Linked DNA regions of Homo sapiens: all the other regions are linked to region 1. The links are chromatin loops, found by intact Hi-C in ENCODE. Cell type or tissue: CD14-positive monocyte. All regions are shown on one strand.

Region 1 (8,000 bases):
TCAGACCTCTAGGTCTTCCTTGGCAAATATGAGTGGTCTTACCAGAGAACGGGAGTGGATGGAGATGGAGAGCTTTGAACCTCAAAGTGGAGAGAAGACATTGCCATGGCAAAGGAGGTTAGCATACAGGCTTGGTGAATTAGAGCTGGGCATGGTGGCTCAGGCCTGTTATCCCAGCACTTTGGGAGGCCGAGGAGGGCAGATCACTTGAGGTCAGGAGTTCGAGACCAGCCTGGCCAACATGTCAAAACCCCCGTCTCTACTAAAAATACAAAAAAATTAGCTGGGTGGGGTGGCGGGCACCTGTAATCCCAGCTACTCGGGAGGCTGAGGCAGGAGAATCGCTTGAAATGGGAGGCAGAGGTTGTGGTGAACCAAGATCTTGCCACTGCACTCCAGTCTGGGCGACAGAGCAAGATTCCGTCTCCAAAAAGATGAATTAGTCTCTCTGCCTCTGCTTATGAGAAGCTCCCCATATAGTGGAGAAATGATAACAAAAGGCTTCCATATACATGATTTCATTTCATTCTAGCACCAGTGTTGGTTTTTATTGCCATTTTACAGGTAAGAAAATCAAAGTGTAGTGAGGGGAGGGGAATTACTTAGGGCCACACAATTTGTATGTGACCAGCCAGATCTGCTAAGTCCATGCTCTTTGAAAAGTGGTTCAATAAATTATTTCTAAATTTGACAATGCCGAGTCCACGTATTTGTATACTTTTTCATTATTTCACATACTCCTGAGGGAAGGTAAGGCTGATAGAAAATCACCAATTTTGGTTGATTTTATTCAGTAATACCAGAGGGGATAATTTAGACTTAAGAACATTGTCTGTTATGAGTAGTAGTGTTCTGAGTTTTAATTTCCTTGCTTTGGGACTTTGCCATAGAGACTAGAAGATGTCATAGTGAGAGCAAGCATAAAAGTAAAAGAAAGTAATACTGGCCGGGCATGGTGGCTCACGCCTGTAATCCCAGCACCTTGGGAGGCCGAGGCGGGTGGATCACGAGGTCAGGAGATCGAGACCATCCTGGCTAACATGGTGAAACCCCGTCTCTACTAACAATGCAAAAAAAATTAGCCAGGCATGGTGGTGGGCACCAGTAGTCCCAGCTACTCAGGAGGCTGAGGTGGGAGAATGGCGTGAGCCTGGGAGGCGGAGCTTGCAGTGAGCCGAGATCGTGCCACTGCATTCCAGCCTGGGTGACACAGCGAGACTCCGTCTCAAAAAAAAAAAAAAAAAGAAAGTCATACTAGAAGGCTCTCTAATCTTAACTAGGATTAAAAAAAATAGAAAATAGGAAAATGTGAGAACAACAGAGATTTAGTTGTTTAATTCTTAAATACATTACAGAATACAACAACAAAATTAGAATATCACATTGTTAGTCTCCTAATAATTTCTTCGGTGTGACCACCATTTGATGTTGACAGCAATTTAGGATAACATTACATGGTCACAGAATATTTTGGACAGTATTATCTGATTCTAAGAAATTTTCAATGAAAAAATAATAGGGCTGTTTTTGGTGTCCTAGGAAGATGCAGACCTTATAGAAAATTTTAGATTTAAATGCAGAAGAATCTAATAAGCTATTTTAAGAATGTAAGTAAAGATAGCTTCCTTCAAGGCTTGGGAATGCTGTAATGCAGAAATATGCATCAATGCAAAATGATGACAGTGCCCTTTCTCCACATCAGATTATCAGAGATTCCTAACATTTGGATGGGAGAATGTCCTGAGTCCTCTGAGAATATGTTGGAAGCTACTGACCTTTTCCCTGACAGTGTTTATAATAACAAATAAACATTCCGCAGATCACGAGAACAAACAAAACAGGAACAATCTAAATGTTCATTGGAAGAGAAATACATGTGGCTTGTTTGATAATATGGTATCAATATGCATAGGTGTCACAAGGGTAGTGTTTGGTAAAGAAGCAAGTTGTAGAAAGACGCATATCTGAAACCATGTAAGAAAAATGTCAAAAACACAAAATAAGACTGCTATTTGGGGGTCTATACATTTATTTGTGTATGTGTACATATATGTATTTGTGTGGATATTATTTTAAAAAATATAGGCTGGGCGTGGTGGCTCATGCTTGTAATCCTAGCACTTTGGAAGGCCGAGGCGGGTGGATCACCTGAGGTCAGGAGTTCGAGACCAGCCTAGCCAACATAGCGAAACCCCATCTCTATTAAAAATACAAAAATTAGCCTGGCGTGGTGGTAGACGCCCGTAATCCCAGCTACTCGGGAGGCTGAGGCAGGAGAATCGTTTGAACCCAGGAGGAGGAGGTTGCAGTAAGCTGAGATCATTCCACTGTACTCCAGCCTGGGCGATACAGCCAGACTCCATCTCAAAAAATAAATAAATTAATTAATAAATTAATTAAAAAAATCCACAGACTAGAAAGATCCACACCAAGTTCAAAATACTGAAGGGGGAAAGAGGAAAGGGAGACGACTGAGTCAGTAATGTTTTATTTGCTTTACATATAGAAAAATCCAAAGCAAATATGATGAGATATTATTAATTCTAGGCAGTTGTACATATATATTTCTTTGTTATCCTCTGTAGTTTTAACATCTTTTCTCAGTTCAGATGAAAAAATACATATAATTCTTCATTTAACTTCAGGAGGTTTATAAACCCCTGAAGCCCATACAGTAGCATTCCAAGAATTACAACTAACATTGTCTTGAAATGAGTATTAGGGAGTATGGTCAATTTTGGATCTATGTCAGGTTATTTCAATGACAGTTGACATACAGTCGCATCAATAGTGAGTCCCACTGACTATTGTGTAAAGAGCCATTAGGGGATATGTCTCCCAATGTTCAATACATCTTAGCTCTGCTTAGCCACCTTTTCTTGTGTTAGCTTTTGGTGTGACCAATCACCCAAACTCAGTAACTTAAATAATAAATGTTTATACTTTCTTATGATTTTGTGCACTGGCGTGGCAGTTCTGGTCTCAGCTGGTTCATTCAATCACTGTGGTCAGCTAGTGGCTTGGCTGGGAATGGATGATCTAGGGTGGCCTCACTCACATGTCTGGTAGTTGGTCCAGTCTCAGCTGGGGCCATGGGATGGCTTGGCCATGTGTCTCTTGTCACAACAGTCTAGCTCTGGCTTGTTTACATAGTAGTGGTCACACCACAGGGTTCCCAAGAAAAGCAAGGGTACAAGCTCCAGGGCACACACATTTTTCAACCCTTGCTTGCGTCATGCTTGCTATTATCCCCATTGGCTGAAGCAAGTCACACTGTCAAGTCCAGAGTCACTGTGGAAGAGGACTGCCCAAAGGCTCAGATTCAGTTCCCTACCCTCAACCTTTTCTGTCAACTTTCCTACATTGCGGGAATACTTGGAGGCAGGAATAGATTGAGTGGTAGCTCCAGTTTTCTCTGGCTGATCCCCTGAACCCCTTTGTTTGACAGAAGCCAGCATGGCTCCTGCTCTGTCTGCTGCTGCTTTCCCAAGCAAGGCATGAGGAATCGGAGCTGAAGTCCTTTTGTAGTGATGAGGCTCAGTCTCATTCTAAAACTGCTGTCTTTTGTTGGGGGAAAAAAAGGGCAAAAACAGAAGCTAACAACAAGAAGGAAAATCATTTTCTATCTGCTAAAGGGTGCTTTACAAGAATAACAAACATTTTACATTAAGTCCAAAGTTAGAGAGCAATGAATCATGCCAAACCATGCTGGGCTCGATGGCCTGCTGGACAGAAAGGGGAATGCAGGCCTTCCAAGGTGGGGACAATACTTCTTGCTGCCCAATTCTGCATTTTCGCCCACCTCTGAGCTGTCCATGTGAAGAAAGACATTCCACACACAGACAAAAATTCTTTTTTTTTTCCCCTTGGTTGAAAGTCATGTCTTTTGGACTGTAAGATGGTTCTCAAAATAACCCTGTGTCAATTCCATATTCTGTGAGCCACAGATTTTGCTATCTGTGGGCTCGTCAAGACGTGAATCGAGTAGGATTAGTTTAGCTTCGTGCCCAGGACTTGTACAGGACGTGAAAAATTCCTTGACCTCCTGATCTTTCACTTTGACTTTCTGTTCTGTCTTTCAATCAAAAATGTAAAAATAAGTAAGTTGGAGAGAAAACAAATCCCTCAACTTCAGCCGTTGACAACTCATGACCAATCTTGATTTCACTGTTCTTATCTTCCCCTGGTTTCTTTAGAAGCAAATCCTAGATAGCATACCATTTCATCCATAAATATCTCCATATTATATTGGCTTTCACATAGAGCAAAGCTAGACACTAACTGCTCATTGGACTGAAAGAAGAGATATACTCAGAGAACCAAAGCAAATAGCTTCCCTTTAAGTTTTAATAGGAGTGGCTTTGTTTTATAGAACGCTGTAGGCATCTCCAGCCACTGAGGGGACTTCTTCAAGCTTGGCCCAGCCTCATCCACAGAAGGATCTGGCAGTGATATCTTGGCATTCATAGTCTCAGTGTGCAGGACAGCATTGGTTCCCCACCCTACAGTCCCAGCTCTACCTAGGCAGTATCATATGTATCATGGTAATGGCTATGGAAAATAATATCCCTCCCTCCCTGCCTCCCTTCCCCTCTTCCTCTTTTTAGAGATGAGGTCTTGCTGTGTTGCCCAGGCTGGTCTCAAACTCCTGGCCTCAAGTGATCCTCCTATCTCAGCCTCCCAAAGTGCTGGGATTACAGGTGTGAGCCACCGCATGCAGCCTCTTTCTTTTTTGACAGGGTCTTGCTCTGCCATCCAGGCTGAAGTGCAGTGGTGTGATCTTGTCTCACTGTAGCCTCAACCTCCTAGGCTCAAGAGAGCCTCCCATCTCAGCCTCTTGAGTATCTGGGACTACAGGCATGAGCTGCCATGCCTAGCTAATTAAAAAAAAAAATATATATATATATTATATATATATACACATACATATATATATATATGTATGTAAAATATATATATATTTTACAGGGTCTCACTTTGTTGCTCAGGCTAGTCTAGAACTCCTGGTCTCCAGCGATTCTCCTGCCTTGGTGGCCCAAAATGCTGGGATTATAGGTGACAGCTACTGTGCCCAACCTTGTTTCTTTCAGTGACCAAATAGCTTTAAATATAGAATGTCAAGATGAGAAGTATCCTGGAGACCACTTCCAGGGTAGTCTATGAAATTGTTTGTGTCCATATTCATTCTTAAGTGAATTTTTTCCTGGGAAAAAGATTCATAAATCCCCAATGTGGTTCATGGTCTCCCCAAGTGACCCTTTAAGGTCCAGGGAACTGTGGTGGCCTGACCTAGGTCTCTCAGTTACTTGGCAAGTTAATAGCAGAGTTGTCCCTAGAATACAAGTCTCTTAACCCACAGTTCAGGAATTATGGTCGTAAACCTGCTTTTACTGGAAATGTTTGAAAATCAAACATAATGGTGTATTAGAAGAGAGGTTCAAAGTGGTAAATTTTTCTGTGATCACAAAGAGAAATGCATTCAATACAGACTCCAAATAAATATGTCAGGGACATAAAGTTTTTACTTTATATAAATAATTGAAAACCCATTTTCCTGGTGAGGATACATTGATATTAATTAGAAAATTAGTATTTAATAGTTGACATAAGAAATTGCTGGGCCTTAATATCTGGACTCTGGAGCAGATTTCTGTGCTTTGTTTCTATGATCTAGAACTAGGGCTTGGGGTGTAGAAAAACTGGGATGGCCTTTTCCTTCTAGCTCTTTCTCTCACACACCCTCACACCCCAAACCCATCTTCCAACTAGTGTCCTTTTCTTTCCCCACAAGGCCTCTTGTCCATCCTCTCCTTGAAGCATTCATCTGGACTTGGAAAGGATGAGGAGAGCTGGAGAAGGCAGGAGACATAGTTTGCACCTGCTGAGAAGTGAGGAAACATAAGTAAGGCCAGTAAACCAAAGGGAGCTCTCTCCTCCTCCTCATCCTCCTCTTCCTCCTCATCCTCCTCTTCCTCTTTCTCCTTTTTGTCCTCCTCCTCCTCTTCCCTAAGGCTCTCTTGATACTCCTTGGTCCAGCCCTGCTTAGCAACTCTCCAAGCAAGCATGGAGGACAATGTGGCAAGCATTGTCTGCTCTATGGAGACAAGGAGACATCATCCTCTTTGTTTGGGGCTATGAGTCAAGAGTCTTCAGTTTTTTGCAGCAGTTGTATTTAAGTGTCAGTTGACAAAAGTGAATTTTATATGCTCCAATTAAGATGTAGTGAATTGTGACATTCTACCACTTGCCAAGTCCTGTGATTCCACCTCTGCAGTGTGGCTACACTCACCTATATCAGCTGACCAAATTCATCCACTTGGTGTTTCCCTTTCAGGCTTAGATGTTCTCCATCTTCAGCTTGTGTCTGGCTGGAATCAATTCCTCCCCCTCTCCATCCCGTCAGTCTAATTCTTCTTTTAAACCAGCCTTAACTCTGCCTTCTTGAGCCTCATCATTGAAAATTACCTCCTTGGCAAGGTATGGTGGCTCACGCCTGTAATCCCAGCACTTTGGGAGGCCAAGGTAGGTGGATCACCTGAGGTCAGGAGTTTCAGACCATCCTGGCCAACATGGTGAAACCCTGTCTCTACTAAAAATACAAAACAACAACAACAACAACAACAACAAAAATAGCCAGGCGTGGTGGTAGGCACCTGTAATCCTAGCTACTCGGGAGGCTGAGACAAGAGAACTGCTTGAACCCGGGAGGCGGAGGTTGCAGTGAGCCAAGATTGCACCACTGCTCTCCAGCCTGGGCGACAGAGTGAGACTCGTCTCAAAAAAAAAAAAAAAAAGTTATCTCCTTCTTCAAAATCTCATGAGCACTTTATCTATAAAGATCTTATAATTGCTAATGTGCATTTTGTCTTTCCTTCTGATCAGTTACTTTTCAGGTAGAATCCTTTCTCGTTCAGCTTTGTATCCCAGCCTCTCCTCTCCCCATTCCCACCTCCCCTCGTTGTTTCTTGACTTCCAATACTTGAGTATATGATACTATTTTAAAACTTAATGAGAGGACCAGGCACGGTGGCTCACACCTGTAATCCCAGCACTTTGAGAGGCTGAGGTGGGTGGATCACCTGAGGTCAGGAGTTCAAGACCAGCCTGGTCAACAGGGCGAAACCTCATCTCTACTGAAAATACAAGAATTAGCTGGGTGTGGTGGTGGGCGCCTGTAATCCCAGCTACTTGAGAGGCTGAGGCAGGAGAATTGCTTGAACCCGGGAGGTGGAGGTTGCAGTGAGCCGAGATCGTGCCATTGCACTCCAGCCTAGGCAGCAAGAGTGAAACTCCATCTCAAAAAAAAAAAACCAAAAACAAACAAACAAACAAAAAAAAAAACTTAACAGGAGGCAGGGCACAGTGGTGCAACGCCTGTAATCCCAGCACTTTAAGAGGCCAAGGGAGGCAGATCCCTTGAGCTTAGGAGTTCAGGACCAGTCTGGGCAACATGGCAAAGACCTGCCAATACAGAAAATAGCCGGTTGTGGTGTTACACACTTGTAGTCCCAGCTACTTGGGAGGCTTATGTGGGAGGATTGCTGGAGCCCGGGAGGCAGAGGGTGCAGTGAGCCGAGATTGCAGAGAGAGACCCTGTTTCAGGAAAAACAACAACAAAAAACCCCAAAAAACTTAATGGGAAAAATGTTTGTATTTCTTTTTGTTATGCATCAGTATACAATCTTTAAAACTACCCCCAGGTCTTTTCCTTGAGGGACAAAAGTAGGATGCAGAACTGCCTACAAGGTGGAGCATTCTTAAAATCTACTCCAAAAAACTGCTGCTCGTGGGTACTCAGCTGATAGAATGAACAGGAGTGAATGAATAGGTGAAAGCACCCTGTGATTTGAATGTCGCAAGCCTTTCATTTTCGTTGGAACCTTGTCTGATGTGTGTCACTCCCCACTCCGTTGTGCTTGCCCTTCGGAAAGATGGAATGGTGAGGACAGAGAGGAGACAGGTGATAAAAAGACACTTAAAAGGGCACCTGAAAGCCAGGT
Region 2 (8,000 bases), 60 kb before region 1:
AAAGGAGCAGACAAATGGGAAGGTAGCCAGAAAGAAATGATGTGGGGTCAAGATAAGTTGTTTCGTTCTTTAAAAAAATGGAAAATGTTAACCTAGGTTTCCTTTCAGATAGGAATGATCCAGTAAAGGAAGAGAAATCAGTGATATAAGAGAGAGGCAGTAATAGTTATAAATCATGTTTAAAAATCCTGACCCGTGAGTAATTAAATATAAGTCTCTTACATTATATGAAAAACTTTCAGCATGAAATCTCCTTAATTGTGAATGGTTCTATAAAAATTTCTGTATTTTGTTAGCTTCTCATTCCTTATTTCCAAATATTTAACCTTGAGTTTATGTGTATCCATTTTATTGCTTCCTAAGAGTTTACGTTTCTCCATAATTCCCTTTTGTCACATATAATAAGTCTGTGTCCACAAGAAACGTTATTGTGCTGTGATTTAGAGGTCAAGTCTTGGAGTCAGATTGACTTGGATTAAATCTCAGCTCAGCCAAGCGATAACTCTGTGACCTTGGGAAAAGTTTGCTAAAATCTCTGAGCTGCAGTGTCCTTTTCTATCAAAAGTTAATAATAATACTCATTTCAGACCAGGCGCGATGGCTCACGCCTGTAATCCCAGCACTTTGGGAGGCCGAGGCAGGCGGATCACGAGGTGAGGAGATCGAGACCATCCTGGCTAACAGGGTGAAACCCCGTCTCTACTAAAAATACAAAAAATTAGCCAGGCGTGTTGGCGGGCGCCTGTAGTCCCAAGCTGCTAGGGAGGCTGAGGCAGGAGAATGGCGTGAACTTGGGAGGCGGAGCTTGCAGTGAGCCGAGATCGCGCCACTGCACTCCAGCCTGGGCGACAGTGCGAGACTCCGTCTTAAAAAGTAAAAATTAAAAAATAAAAAATAATAATAATACCTATTTCATTAGGTTGTTGTGAGGATTGGAAAAGAAAATATATACAAAGTCTCTCACATGTAGTAAGCATTCCATAAATAACAGCTGTTACTATCATTATTATCATTATTCCATAGGCAAATAAAAAAGCAAAGTGAAAAAATATTCATACAGTTAAGAAATTTACCATTTAAAACTTAAATTAACTTGTGAATTCAATAAATGACAGAAATTTCTTATGAACCACTCAAGGAATCTTTAACTTTACTTTCATGCAGATTTCATTTAACTATGTTTTAAATGCTTTGAAACTAGATAGAGGTGGCTGGGCATGTGGCTCACGCCTGTAATCCCAGCACTTTGGGAGGCTGAGACAGACAGATCATGAGGTCAGGAGATTGAGACCATCCTGGTTAACACAGTGAAACCCCGTCTCTACTAAAATTCCAAAAAATTAGCTGAGCGTGGTGGCAGGCACCTGTAGTCCCAGCTACTTCGGAGGCTGAGGCAGGAGAATGGCATGAACCCGGGAGGCGGAGGTTGCAGTGAGCTGAGATCACACCACTGCACTCCAGCCTGGGTGACAGAGCGAGACTCCACCTCAAAAAATAAATAAATAAAATAAAATAAAAAGAAAGAAACTAGATAGAGGTGTGAACATACAAAACACCCCTGAATAGAACACTTTGTTTTATTTTTAATTTATTTTAGAGACAAGGTCTCACTCTGTCACCCAGGCTGGGGTGCAGTGGCCTGATCATAGCTCACTTCAGCCTCGAACTCCTGGGCTCAAGTGATACCCTAATCTCAGGGATACTACAAGCTGGTACTACAAGCATGTGTCACCATGCCTGGCTAATTCTTTTTATTTTGTGTAGAGACAGGGTCTCACTATGTTGGCCAGGCTAGTCTTGAACTCCTGGACTCAAGCAATCCTCCTGCCTCGGACTCCCAAAGTGCTAGGATTACAGACATGAGCCACTGTGCCTGGCCCACTTAAAAATACTTTAAAATGCTTAATTTTATGTTATGTGAAATTTCACCTCAATTAAAAAAAATACAATGAACACCTGTTATGTACCTTATTTTGTTTAAAAGATATGGCCATATGAACTTTCTTTTCCTTTCCTGGTCAAAAATATCAAATTAAAGTGGATATAAATAGGTGACAGATGATAGATAGATAGATAGATAGATAGATAGATAGATAGATAGATAGATAGATAGAGGGTTGAGGGTTTAATCTGTCCCCAAGGATAACAGCTTTAAAACCTCAATGCTTTTTTGGTAGGTAGTTAGGTAGGTAGATAGATAGATAGATAGATAGATAGATAGATAGATAGATAGATAGACAGATAGATAGATAGACAGACAGACAGACAGATAGATAGTTTAAGGGTTTAATCTGTCCCCAAGGATAAGAGCTTTAAAACCTCAATACTTTTTCCCAAGAAGGACCAAGGACTCCAGGTATAGGCCAGCAATAAATACAAGGTATAGCCAGGCAGCAACGGCAAAGTAGGGCACAATTACAAGTAAGGATTTAGACTGACATTTTAGACAAAAGAGCAGAAATTCGGGAGAGGCTCCTGTGAGGAAAGCAGACTTGGGGGAAGTCTTAAGCAGCACCAGGGAGAGCTCCCAGCCCGTCGTATATACGCTCCTGCTATACGCTAAGCTGCCCATTTTCCTCCAGAAACTAAGGTCCTCCCCAGGTTGTCCTGCCTTTAAAGCAGAGCCATCATGGACTTAAGGACCTTTCTGACCTACAGTGATGGGGTCCACATCTACTCCCACACAAGAATCTTTGTTCAAGCTGTCAGGGATCTGCCTTTCCACTGAGCTCCAATTCTACCTAGAACATTGCCCGTCGAAGTGTGATCTATGCACAAGAACACGAGCCCCTCTACTGTTAGGAATGCAGAGTTCAAGGGTCCCAACCTGGGTCTACAGGATCAGAATCTGCATTTTAACAAGACCTCCTGCTGATTCGTATGCACATTTAAGTCTGAGAAGTACTGGCCTAGAGAACGTGACCCCACCAGAACACAGTAGAGCACGTTCTTCAAGAGCCTTCCTGGCCGGGCGCGGTGGCTCACGCCTGTAATCCCAGCACTTTGGGAGGCCGAGGCGGGCGGATCACGAGGTCAGGAGATCGAGACCATCCTGGCTAACACGGTGAAACCCCGTCTCTACTAAAAATACAAAAAATTAGCCGGGCGAGGTGGCGGGCGCCTGTAGTCCCAGCTACTCGGGAGGCTGAGGCAGGAGAATGGCGTGAACCCCAGGGGGCGGAGCCTGCAGTGAGCCGAGATTGCGCCACTGCACTCCAGCCTGGGCGACAGCGAGACTCCGTCTCAAAAAAAAAAAAAAAAAAAAAAAAAAAAAAAAAAAAAAAAAGAGCCTTCCTTGGCTTCGTCACTGGATGAGTGATACTGGGGGTAGGAACCCTGTCATTAAAATCATTGGGATTATACAATAAATCTTATAAAGCACTGGGAAGAAATGTGATAAAAATGAAGAAACGAAAGGAAAAATTCTCTCTAGGCTGACATTTGGTATGCAACAACATGCAACTGGTATTTGGTATAAAATGTGTTTGTTTTTCCGTTAGACTCAGCTGTCCTAATTTGAAAGAGCCTCCAAAAATATCAGTTGCTATTTAGCTTCCCTTAGTTAAGGGTTGTTTAATTTTGTTAGACAATGAAGCTAATTCTCATCACTGCAACAGGAAGAACAATGACATGAACCCACAAAAGATGTCCCCGCCTACATATGGTTACAGTGGCATAAGCTGGGGACACAGTGACTAAAGTCAAGTCCTAGTCACTTAAACTTACCAGGGTATAATGGGGATTGCCAGAATCAGCGCTAGAAGCTGCATGTAAGAGATGTGTTTCCTGCTTGTGTTTGTTTCTTGAATTGTAATTTCCTAGCAGGAACATTTTTGCCCTGCTTCTTAGATGGCAGTCCCTAAAGAGTCATTCTCCATTTTTATCCTGCAATGGATTTTCTATGCCAGGATTTCAGGTAAATTCTCTGTGAATCAATCCAGTATGCATGAGGCATTGGCTCTGAGTCCAGCTCTGGGCTAGGGAGTGTGAAGGGGAAAGGGGCTGGGTGGCAAGACCCAAAATACATTCCAGCTGCATGATCCCTAACCTCCAGAGGGGCAGAGCTGTAGTTGGTTTTTGGTTTCTTTGTTTGTTTTTTTGTTTTTTAGATGGAGTCTCGCTCTGTTGTCCAGGCTTGAGTACAGTGGTGTGATCTCGGCTCCCTGCAATCCAGCTCCAGGAGTGATTCTCAAGCAATTCTCCTGCCTCAGCCTCCCAAGTAGTTGAGATTACAGGCGTCCGCCAGCACGCCCGGCCAATTTTTGTATTTTCAGTAGAGACAGGGTTTCACCATGTTGGCCAGGCTGGTCTCGAACTCCTGACTTCAAGCAATCTGCCCGCCTCGGCCTCCCAAAGTACTGGGATTACAAGCTTGAGCCACCGTGCCCGGCCTGTTGTTTTTTAATAGAATTCAAACACAGGAAACCATTGGGAAGAAATGAAAGAGAGGGTAATGAAGTACTAAATAATGTGGTTCACACTTCAAGTACTGTAGAAGGTCAGAAAAGAATGAGTTCTTTCCTATGAAAAGAGGAGAGGAAACTTAAAATGGTCCTTGATGAACGTGTTGCAATTTCATACATAGAAGAGAGATTAGGGGAAGTTTCTAGGGAGGAAACAGGGAGTTCAAAGGCACAAAAGTGAGAGTTATTTAATATCTCTTATTGTATCTTCCACTTCCCTAAATGAGAAGAATAACAGGATTTGTTTTAGTTAAATCATAGGTTTTTATGAGAGGGTTAAATGAGATGGTTTTTGTAATTGCTTTATAGATTAAAGGGTTATTCAAATTATTCCTTACTACTGCTGATATTATCGTTGTTATGGGCGTGCCTACTGTGTTCAGGACATTACCCTAGGCCTACAGATAATCGAACTGATGAAATGATTTTAGTAACCAACTACCAGTGACTTAAAACCAGAATACCAGTTTCTAATTTCTACAACTTAGGATGAAACCAGCCAAGAGATTTGAATCAGTCTTCTGCCTAAGACATTTTTTTTCTACAGCCAGTCTGTTCAGAAATCAAATTGTAGATCAGAAGGATAATGATGACAATATTAACACTGGTCATCATTAATTGTATATCAATGGACAGGGCTGTCTGCACACATGCCCTTGCTAATTCCTCACAGCAGTTCTGTGAGGAGGAGACATCACCTCCATTCTGCAGGAAAGGAAACTGGGGCTCAGATAATTTAAATAAGCTATCCATCTTCAGAACTAATAACTGATGAGCCTGGATTTAAACACATGCTTGTCTGGCTTCAAAGCCTAAGCTCTTTCCCCATGTTAGCAGACATGAAGAGGAAATCGAGCAAGGAAAGTCGCCCTTTACGGTTTTTCCTACCATGCCTGGGTAACATGAACAACAAATTGGGAGGAAAAAATAGCTGAATACATGAACTAAACTGAACATTGCACCAAGCTTGGGAAACACCTTCATAACCTGGATCGAGCTATTGATTAGACCAGATTCTAACACCCTTTCTAAACTTTCTTGCTCTACTTTTGGGGAGAATGGATTCAAGAGAACCAACCAGCTTGCCCTTGTAAATTACAGGGGTAAAAATGTTTTCTAAACAGGAAAAGGCAGGGTTATAGCTGATGAGTTTGATTGATTGTAAAACTCAGTTAGATAAATTGCATCCAAAGAACTTCTTCTCCACGTAAGGTAGCTTTTCTGTTGTCACTGTTTGTTGCCTCTGCCCCCATAGCTCATTTCTCATCACAGCCTCACAACTACCTCACAGCTCACATCGTGCCCTCAATGTGCTTGCACTGTGAAGAGAATGCTACCGTATTTGTGCTCTAGAAGAGAAGAAAGTGTCAGCTTGTCTTCCCGACAAAGTTAGATAAAAAATCCTATTTTAAAAGGATGAGTTCATATCCTTTGTAGGGATATGGATGAAACTGGAAACCATCATTCTCAGCAAACTATCACAAGGACAGAAAACCAAACACCACTTGTTCTCACTCACAGGTGGGGAATGAACAATGAGAACACTTGGACACAGGAAGGGGAACATCACACACCGGGGCCTGTCGTGGGTTGTGGGGAGGGAGGAGGGATAGCATTAGGAGATAAACCTAATGTAAATGACGAGTTAATGGGTGCAGCACACCAACAGGGCACATGTATACATATGTAACAAACCTGCATGTTGTGCACATGTACCCTAGAACTTTAAAGTATAATAAAAAAAATAAAAGGGATAATCAAGCAAAAAAAATCTTTTTATTTTTATTTATTTATGTATTTATTTTGGAGACAGAGTCTCACTCTGTTGCCCAGGCTGGAGTGTAGTGGCATGATCTGGGCTCACTGAAACCTCTGCCTCCCAGGTTCATGCAATTCTCCTGCCTCAGCTTCCTGAGTAGCTGGGATTACAGGCGTGCACCATTATGCCTGGCTAATTTTTTTTTTTTTTGTATTTTTAGTAGAGACGGGGTTTCACCATGTTGGCCAGGCTGGTCTCGAACTCCTGACCTCAAGTGACCTGTCCACCACGGCCTCCCAAAGTGCTGGGATTACAGGTGTGAGCCAACACATCCAGCCAGAAAAGCTTGTTTTTTTGTTTGTTTGTTTGTTTGTTTGTTTTTAAATAGCTACTTTGATCATAAAGTAAGTTGAACATTTAGAGGTTGGGGAGGCAACATTAAGAAAACGAAGTAAATATAAAAGGGGAGGCGACAGGGTGGTACGGCATGTGACCACTAACTCAGCATCCTCAGGCTCCGAGAGGGACAGAATCAGAATGTGGAGAGCACAGCCTGGGTATTCAGCACGCATCCATCTGGACCTTCAGCAAGCTGAACTCACTTTCTATCTATAGCATCCCTCATTTTGTTTTTCTTTTAAAAATGTATTTCCCAGGATTCTTTCAGGGCAACCACAGAAGTGTCTTAGCTCCTTCCCCATGTCTCCCCCTACCCCAGCCCCCATCATCCTCTTCAGTGATTCTGGGCATAGCACCAGATGCAGACACGACGGCACAAGTCTAGGATGGGGACTCTTTGGCTGCTTACTCGCAGAAAGAACTTTGAAAAACTATGCACCTTCCTGTATATTTTTAGGTTGGCATCTAAAATTTGTCACCATAAGTTCAAATAGTTGCACAAAATGTAATTTCCAGCATAATGATATTTGAAAATAGAATGGTTCCAGCACCCTTTGGAATGATTCCAGTGACCGCTAAGCATGACAGGTATGGGATACCTGCTTCATAGGGTCATTATGCAGACTCAAGGGCTGAATAGAGGCACAGTGCCCGGCACATGATAAATACTTTATCTTTGTCGTATGTGTGGGTGTATAGAGAGAGAGGGAAAGAGACGGCAAGATGTTAGCAGTAAATCTTAGGAGGGATTGTAGCAGATGATGTTGATGCCCCACCCCACATCCCTTCAGCTCCTGTTTGAGTTCACTCACAGCTGTGGTTCACAGTTTCTGCCATGGGAAGACTTGACACCTCAAATGACGCATCTCACGGCTTCTCTGCCAGAGGGCTTTCTCCAGCACAGAGAAGCGTGCAATACTACTGGTTAGGCACAACCTGGAAACTGAGGCAGCTGACTTTCTCAGGGTTGACTCTTAACCAAAGGGGAGAGGAGGCAGTGGACAAAAGCCCCCGTCTCTCCATCCTTTGGCGAGACAAATGGGAAGCTTATCGTGCATGGTTTCCCAGAAGGTCCCCAGGACGGAGCCCCGGTTGCACACAGCGGTGACCACCACAGGAATGCACATATTATTACTGTGTTTTCCTTTCCTGTCCCATGTCCTGCACCCTTTCACTTGTGCTTTCTGGGATCACCTCCCAAATAAATGTCCTGTACCCAAGTTCTCTCAGGATCTCCTTTGAGGGAAACCCAACCAAGTCCAGGAGATATGGGGATTCATTATAGTGCTCTTTCCATTTTTCTGTGGTTTGAAACTTTCCAAAGTAAACATATAAACAGATTTGTTTAAATGTTTTAGAAGAGCAGCCCTACAGTATGT
Region 3 (8,000 bases), 60 kb after region 1:
GCTTTGGAGGTCTAAAGGGAAATTCTAGCACATATTTCAGCTCCAGTTAATCCAAGGTTACCATCATCTCAGTTTTGTGAAGAGATGGAAAGAAGCCAACTGAAACAGTAGCGTAGGAACCCAGCCCTGCCTTTTGCTTTATATGTGACCTTGGCCACGTACCTGACCTTCACCTTTCTCATATAGAAAAAGAAAATAGGCGGGCCGCAGTGGCTCACGCCTGTAATCGCAGCACTGTGGGAGGCCAAGGCAGATGACTCACCTGAGGTCAGGAGTTTGAGACCAGCTTGACCAACATGGTGAAACCTCATCTCTACTAAAAATACAAAAATTAGCTAGGCGTGGCGGTGTGTGCCTGTAATCCCAGCTACTAGAGAGACTAACGCAGGAGAATCGCTTGAACCCAGGAGGCAGAGGTTGCAGTGAGCCAAGATTGCGCCGTTGCACTCCAGCCTGGGTGACAAGAGCGAAACTCCCTCTAAAAAAAAAAAAAAAAAAGAAAGAAAAGAAAATGAAAATAGAGACGCCTGCCTGATACTCCTCCAGGCATCACTTTAATGTGTATGGAAACTCTTAACTGTGAAAGGCCATATATCCAGGAAACGGGCCATTATATTCCTGCTGTTGTTGTTAATTTTATCAGAAGAGAGTCCTACACTGCCGACTCAGTAGAACAAGTAGCTTTTGAGCAATGGTTTTGTGTGCAGTCACTGTGCCTGGTGTTTTGTGCCACCGCCTTTCCCTGTCACATTTGTGAGCCAGGGAGAGGGGCAAATGCGAGATGATCACACTTCAGTGCCACTACTCGCAGATACCATCTCGCTGTGGGATTATGCTGCTTACTCCGAGGAGAGATCTGGAAGGCACTGTTGCCTCTTGCTTTTGCATTTTATGTATCTATTTATTTATCTTTTTTAATTTCTTCCTTTTTATTTATTTCTTTCTTTATTTTTAGACAGAGTCTCACTTTATTACCCAGGCTGGAGTGCAGTGGTACGGTCTCGGCTCACTGCAACTTCTGCCCCTCGGGTTCAAGCAATTCTCCTGCCTCAGCCTCCTCAGTAGCTAGGAAAGGGTCTCACTGTGTTGCCCAGGCTGAAGGACTATGGCACAATCCCGTCTCACTGCAGCCTCGACCTCCTGGCTCAGGTGATTCTCCCATCTCAGGCTCCCAAGTAGCTAGAACTACAGGCACATGCCACCACCACACCCGGCCAATTTTTGTATTTTTGGTAGAGACAGGGTTTCGCCACGTTGCTCAGGCTGGCTTTTGCATTTTAGATGATGGATTTTATCAAGCTGACATCTAATTCTAACAATCAAATTTAGACTTGATGAGGGTCTGAAGCTGAAGACTTTATTTGCAGCATGGAACTCACCTGCCAAGCTGGCTTCTCAAAATACCAGCCAGGCATTACATTTTCTTCTGTGTGGGAACCAGTTAATATGTAGGTGGCTTGGAGTGATTCTGAGGGGTATTCTCACCAGACAACAACTGAAAGTTTCCTTTCTCCACTCTAGAGATGCCTTGGCCTAAGAGATTGTATTCATAGGTGCCCTGGTCAAAATGTCCTTCTCCCCTGGGCAGGACTGGAGACAGCTTTACCAGTCCTTAACTTCCAATGCCATTTTTAGCTTCTAAATTGGCAAGTGTCTTTTATTTACTTTCAATAATTTTTAACATATTTGTATAATTTATATAGTGTCCAGAGTTTATAATGTATTACTTTACACCTCATTTTTCAGTTGTAAATGGAATAAAATTGATCAAGCCCCAAGGTGTGTCAGGCACTGTGTTAGATGGACTCTGGAGATTCAGAGAAAAAGAGACAGATTTCTTTGCTCAGGTGGCATGCAGCGCCTAGTCAAAAAATCAGTTGTGTTATGTCTAATTAAGGTCAAGACGACATGTGAAATCCAATAATACAGATGAGTCCTAGACACAGAACTTTTCCTCCTGGCCTCATGAGTTAGATTGTGGCACCCTTGTCATGGATGAGGAAAGTGAGACTAAGCGGCCTTAAGTGACTGCAGTGGTCACCCAGCTAAGGTGTTCTGACTTCTAAATACTGGCCTTGTCTACCCAGCACACTGCCCCGCGTCTCACCTTGTCAGCATTCTTTTGCAGTATGTTGCCATTTCAAGATGGCATGTTAATGTCTGTGATCATATAGAAGGTCTATTTTGGGGTGCCTTTTTTCTCAAGACATTTAGGACAGTGCCTTCGTTAATTGGACATGTCCCTAAATCTTACTTGAGTCACAAACTGATCCCCTCATTGGCACGCTGGTTTCTGTTAGCCTCAAGGTGTACTCTTTTCTAACTTTTCCTGCCTTTTTTTCTCCCCACATCTGATGCTCATGGTGCCTGGGACTTTCCTGAGAATTGGCCAGACCCCATGTTCTTATTACCTCCAACAGAGGCTTTAGTTCTGCCAGGCAGGGGACGAACCTACCTTTACGTAGGTGTTCTGTTTGCATTAGTTTGAAAATGGGTTTGAGGGCAGGGGAAGGTAAGTTATTTGAGTGCATAGCAATTAGGATGAGGGTATGTATTAGGAAAAACGAATCAGTAGTATCACAGATGATCTCTTGATGTTATCAAAATAACTCATTGATATGACATCTTCAGGTTAGCTTTCCCGTTCTCTATCTTGGAAGTCAACCCTGTGAGGTTGGAAACAAAAGAGTTAAAGAGAATCCCCTGGGCCACCCAGCCAGTAGTAAGTCGCAGAAGAGGAATTTGGAGTCCGCTCTTCAGGCTCCAGCAGGCTCCAGTGCTAAGCCTCTTCTCTCTGCCAGGTCATGGCAGAATATGGACTTAGCCACAATAAAGCTGCCTCAAGGACCGAGGAGAGTGGTTGTTACTGACTGACTTTATTCCTCTCAGCATCCAAGAAGATCTCTTCAATTAAACATTATAGCCTTCGGGCATTAGCCCAGGAGACACAGTTGAGGGTCCTAGGTGCTTTCACTTAAGGCAGGGCTGTTGAGTCGGTGAGGGGATGAGGGCATCTCAAAAGAAGGCTGGCTTTCAGGATTGCACAGAGATGTTCCTGCTCCCAGCAGACTGGGGTAAAATTTCCTGGGAATGAGGGCATTTCTGAGGAAAAGAGAAGGGAAATTTTGTTGACTACAAGTTGCTATAGTATAAATGGGAGAATTAATCTATTTTTAAATGCTCAGATGTAAAGATACATTCTTATTGTTGAATCCATATTTTCCTCAAAAGAGAGTGGAGACATTAATTAGGAAGACATTTTTAATACATCTTGAGGATTCAGAGGCTGCCACTGATAAAATTTAAAAAGGAAAACAAATGTGCCAGGTGCGGTGGCTCACACCTAGCACTTTAGGAGGTCGAGGCAGACGTATCACCTGAAGTCAGGATTTCAAGACCAGCCTGGCCAACATGGTGAAGCACCATGTCTACTAAAAGTACAAAAATTAGCCAGGTATGGTGGCATGTGCCTGTAATCCCAGCTACTCCAGAGGCTGAGGCAGGAGAATCTCTTGAACATGGGAGGCAGAGGTTGCAATGAGCTGGCATGGTGCCAGTGCACTCTAGCCTGGGCAACAGAGCAATACTCTGTCTCAAAAAAAAAAAAAAAAAAAGAAAAAAAAGGAAAAAAAGAAAGATATACAATAAGCTCCCTCCTCCAAGAGTTTGTTATGATTGTGATTTTATCGTTTGGCTAGCTTCTTAGAGCTAGCCTGTGAGACCTTCAAGAAAGCCTGTCAGGATTTTTCATAATCATAGCTCCAACAAAAGAGGGGCAGTTTGGGAATTTCTTTTTTAATGGGAACCCCGGAAGATTTATAGCTAGAAGGCGATCACAGGTTTCTAGATCAGTGCACCAGCGTTCAGCTTCCTTTTACAACATGTGGCCCACTTCCAGGTTTCAAAAAGTGTGACCGCATCATGGGTAGACTCACTTCCTCTTGTGCTTAGGTCTGAGAATGAGCGGGCAGAGTGGGGAAATAGCAGTGGGTGGGGAGGGTGGTGTCTGAAGATGTTTGTGGGAGTGTCCAGTGGTTCTAAGCCTCTAGAAGTATCTTTGCCAATAAAGACTCAGAAATGGGAATGGGGGTGTGTGTGCACACCAGAAATGGCCGTGTGTGTGTGCCTGTGTGCACCAGAAATGACCGTGCGTGTGTGTGTGTGTCTGTGTGTGTGTGTGTGTGCGCGTGCTGGGCAGGCAGAGCCATGGGAACAGGAAAACCCAGCACCCCCTTCAGCCTTTTCCTAGGGACTGGCATTCATTGCCAGGCATGCTGGTTGGGAAGAACTGCCCAAGATTTTCATCTAGAAGAGATTCAAGAGGACCCAAAGCCCAGGCTCTTAGGATTTCACCAGATGATAAATTATAAAGTAGCTGACTGGTTTGTGGTGAACAGTTGCTCAAATGCCCTTTTAGCTTCTCAGTGGTGACAAAGTATATCTCACGGAGATCTTACATTACATTAAAGATTTAGGGGTTCCAGTTAGGATATTTAAAACCTTTGCCAGATAGGAGATGGTATCACATACCTCACACCAAATTTGTGCGTCTCACAGCTGGGCATTGAGATTTTTAAAATAGCAACTTCTGAGTGGAAAATTGTTAGGGAAAATCTAATCAACTTAATTTAAATGGCATAAATGATGATTAGAGCTAATTATCGTCAGAATTTGGGCTGGTGTTTCTAAAATGAAACTACAGAGTTTCTTTAAATGGGGTCATCAGGTTAGGATTCAGTTGTCAAGAAAGATCAATGATTTGTGTGAACTCACAGTCTTCTCAGCTTACCTGGTAGCCAGGGGTAATATTTCACACTTCGGAGTGAATTGCATTTATATTCTTTTTCTTCATAGCTCACTCAGGATTTTTAGAAGATGAAAGAATTGAATCTTATGGCAACAAAGCCCATTTCTTCACAGTGGAACTATAAATGCAGACTTAAGTAATTAATTTGTAAACCTTTGTATCTTTTTAAAACATCATCCTATCCCCAAGGCCTAACATAAGTTTTGTTGACTAGGTGAAATGATTGAATCAGTGAATGATTGAATAAATGAAAAATATAGGATGCAGTTCAGGAAAGAAAACCACAAGAGTGCGGCGGCTATTTAAAAAATGCCATCCCTGTAATTACTGTTATTGCCAATTCCTGTTTGTGTTTATGAAGCCTGAGGAATTTTGGAGGGCACTACCAGTAATTTGTATCTCATTACTCAAGCTAAGGGAGGGATAAATGAATCCTAAATGTAAACCTTTTACCGTCAAAATGGAAAACCTGTGTTTTTCCAGTGATGTGTCAGCAGTAGCTATTAATATTAAAATCACGAACCTACACACATACCTTTAAGAAATGGACTCCAGGCTTGTAAAACATGTGGCCGTAATATTGGCAGAGCAAGAATCTTTGGCCTCTGAATAAGCTCACTGGCCTTCATGTCTGTGATAATTTGCCATAGAGACCAGGCTTTTTTTCTGAGGATCTATCCCAGTCACTGTAGTTGTGGAAGTGGTGGTTCTTGTATAACAAAGTCATCTGAGGTAATATTTCCACACAATAATTTTTAGCAAAAAGAAAATGTTTAATGGTTATCCCAGGTGGCAGCAGATTCCCTTGTGGAAACAAGAATGGCGGGAATCAAAGGTTGGGCATAGAGAAGAACTTTCCTCTTTGTGATTCAAGGACAGATGTTGGCAACCTCTTTGAACTGAATGATTGGACTCCATCCTTTTCACTCATGTTGTCCTTTACCCCCAGTCCTCACCTGGATTTAAGCGATCTGGTCTGAAAGAACTCCTTCCATTTCTACCCTTTAAATAGGTTCTTATTTAATGCCACTGTAGTCAAGGAAGAGAGGGGGAACAGGATTGGAGCAGGGGTGAGGTTCACAGGCACCCCGAGGGAGGAAACCAGACGTGAACATCCCACACATAGCAGCTTTGCATATGGACAGACCTGATTTCCTTCTATGCCTCTTCCCACAGTGCTGTCTGGGCCATTAAGAATCACCTTGACTCATAGTTCTGGTTTTCAGTTCAGCTTCTAGGAATGCATGATTTCACACCTTGTGGAGGTAGAACGCAGTATCACTGATCAGGGCACAGCTATCGGGCAACCTCAGCCTCTCTGGAACTCAGCGGGCTGTGAGGAAGTCATGTATCTAAGAAGCCCAAACACATACTCCATGGCCCTTGACTGTCTGAAAAACTCAGTTTCGGAGTTTAATACATTCCCCCAGGGTACCAAATAACTAGATTTGTAAATGTAAATTTTTTCAGTCAGTTCTTAAGGTTTGATGAGGAACAGGATATTTACATAGTCGCAAAGTATCTCACCACAAATCACTTTGCATTTGTAATAGGAAAAATTACGCAGTGGGGAAGTTGGAAAATACTTAACCAAATGATGAAAGTGAATATCACCTACAAATATCATGTACCTCTGGACATCATGCCCTCAGAAGGACACAAAATTATTTGCCTAGAATTCTAGTCAAAAATGTGAAAGATGAATCTAAGTATGACAAATATCAGGCAAACTCAAATGGAGGGAAATTCTATAAAATAACTTGCCTGAACTGTTTAAAATGTCACCATCATAAAAGACAAAGGAAAACTCATGCCTGTAATCCCAGCACTTTCAAAGCCCACGGTGGGAGGATCACTCGAGCTTAGGAGTTCAAGACCAACCCGGGCAACATAGTGAGACCTCATCTGTACTAAAATTCAAAAAAATTAGCCAAGCATGGTAGTGCACACCTGTAGTCCCAGCTACTCCAGGGCTGAGGTGGGAGGATCACTTGAGCCCAGGAGGTCGAGGTGGCAGTGAGCCCTCATCGCACCACTGTACTCCAGCCCAGGCCACAAGAGCACGACCCTGTCTCAAAAAATTATAAAAATTTTAAAAGCCAGACATGGTGGCTTTTTATCCCAGCACTTTGGGAGGCTGAGGCAGGCAGATCACCTGAGGTCAGGAGTTTGAGACTGGCCTGGCCAACATGGCAAAAACCCCATCCCTACTAAAAAAAAAAAAAAAAAAAAAAAATTAGCTGGGTGTGGTGGTGCGTACCTGAAATCCCAGCTACTCAGGAGGCTGAGGCAGGAGAATCATTTGAACCAGGAGGCGGAGGTTGCAGTGAGCTGAAATCGTGCCACTGCATTCCAGCCTGGGTGACAGAGTAAGACCCTGTCTCTAAAAAAAAAAAAATTCTGACAAATGTGGTACATGATCCTGCACCAGGGGAAAAAATAAGTAATAAAGGACATGATTGGGATAATAAAATTAGAATATTGACTTGTATAAAAAGTATTCTATCGATGTTAAATTTCCTGGCCGGGTGCGGTGGCTCGCGCCCGTAATCCCAACACTTTGGGAGGCCGAGGCGAGTGGATCATGAGGTCAGGAGATCGAGACCATCCTGGCTAACACAGTGAAACTCTGTCTCTACAAAAAAACACAAAAAATTAGCCGGGCGATTAGCCGGGCGTGGTAGCGGGCGCCTGTAGTCCCACCTACTCGGGAGGCTGAGGCAGAAGAATGGCGTGAACCCGGGAGGCGGAGCTTGCAGTGAGCCGACATCATGCCACTGCACTTCAGCCTGGGCGACAGAGCGAGATTCCATCTCAAAAAAAAAAAAAAAAAAGAAAAAAGTATGTGAATTCTTTGTATATTTGTGTAACTGTTGTATTGAATTTAAAAATAGATGGTTTAAACAGCCCTACCTTCATTGTCCTGCACTCAAACACAAAACAAACAGAAAACCCAGTTGTCTGCTTTACTCTGGGATGGATCAGCAATCACTAAAAGGACTGGAAGAGGTCTCCATCCCCTCTGCCCCTCACCCTTCCTCCAAAATCAAGTCACTCCAGTTGATGTGGACAGTGCCTGCAGAGAGACACCTACCAGCACGTCCCGACTGTGTTTCAAGGGCAATTAAGCCCAGGGAACTGCTGGGCAAATGAGCTGTTCTCCCTAGGCCTTCATGCTGGCCTGTGTTGGTAG

What was found. Peaks named below come from ENCODE experiments on the same cell type or tissue, not always from the same donor. Only the 100,000 strongest peaks of a DNase experiment are listed, where the experiment ranks them.
Region 2: it touches region 1 in a loop (2.0-fold over the local background); 8 of 110 quality-filtered maps call a loop at or near these places.
Region 3: it touches region 1 in a loop (2.0-fold over the local background); 40 of 110 quality-filtered maps call a loop at or near these places.

Annotation. Positions count from the first base shown.
Region 1 is chr15:59,356,221-59,364,220 of GRCh38, reverse strand. All of the region lies in intron 1 of MYO1E (myosin IE), which reads left to right. Among named protein-coding and RNA genes, the nearest start is that of MYO1E, 13 kb to the left of the region's middle. RefSeq lists enhancers at 2,716-3,215, 3,216-3,717. In CD14-positive monocyte, CTCF peaks have their summits at 3,510 and 3,714; no DNase peak of the experiment used is centred here.
Region 2 is chr15:59,415,984-59,423,983 of GRCh38, reverse strand. It overlaps a transcript of FAM81A not described here. Among named protein-coding and RNA genes, the nearest start is that of FAM81A, 18 kb to the left of the region's middle. In CD14-positive monocyte, no CTCF peak of the experiment used is centred here; a DNase peak (open chromatin) is centred at 4,613.
Region 3 is chr15:59,296,481-59,304,480 of GRCh38, reverse strand. The region is part of intron 1 of MYO1E (myosin IE); the gene reads left to right. Among named protein-coding and RNA genes, the nearest start is that of MYO1E, 72 kb to the left of the region's middle. RefSeq lists silencers at 88-264, 6,147-6,206. In CD14-positive monocyte, no CTCF peak of the experiment used is centred here; a DNase peak (open chromatin) is centred at 3,940; H3K4me3 peaks cover 1,301 bases; H3K27ac peaks cover 2,004 bases.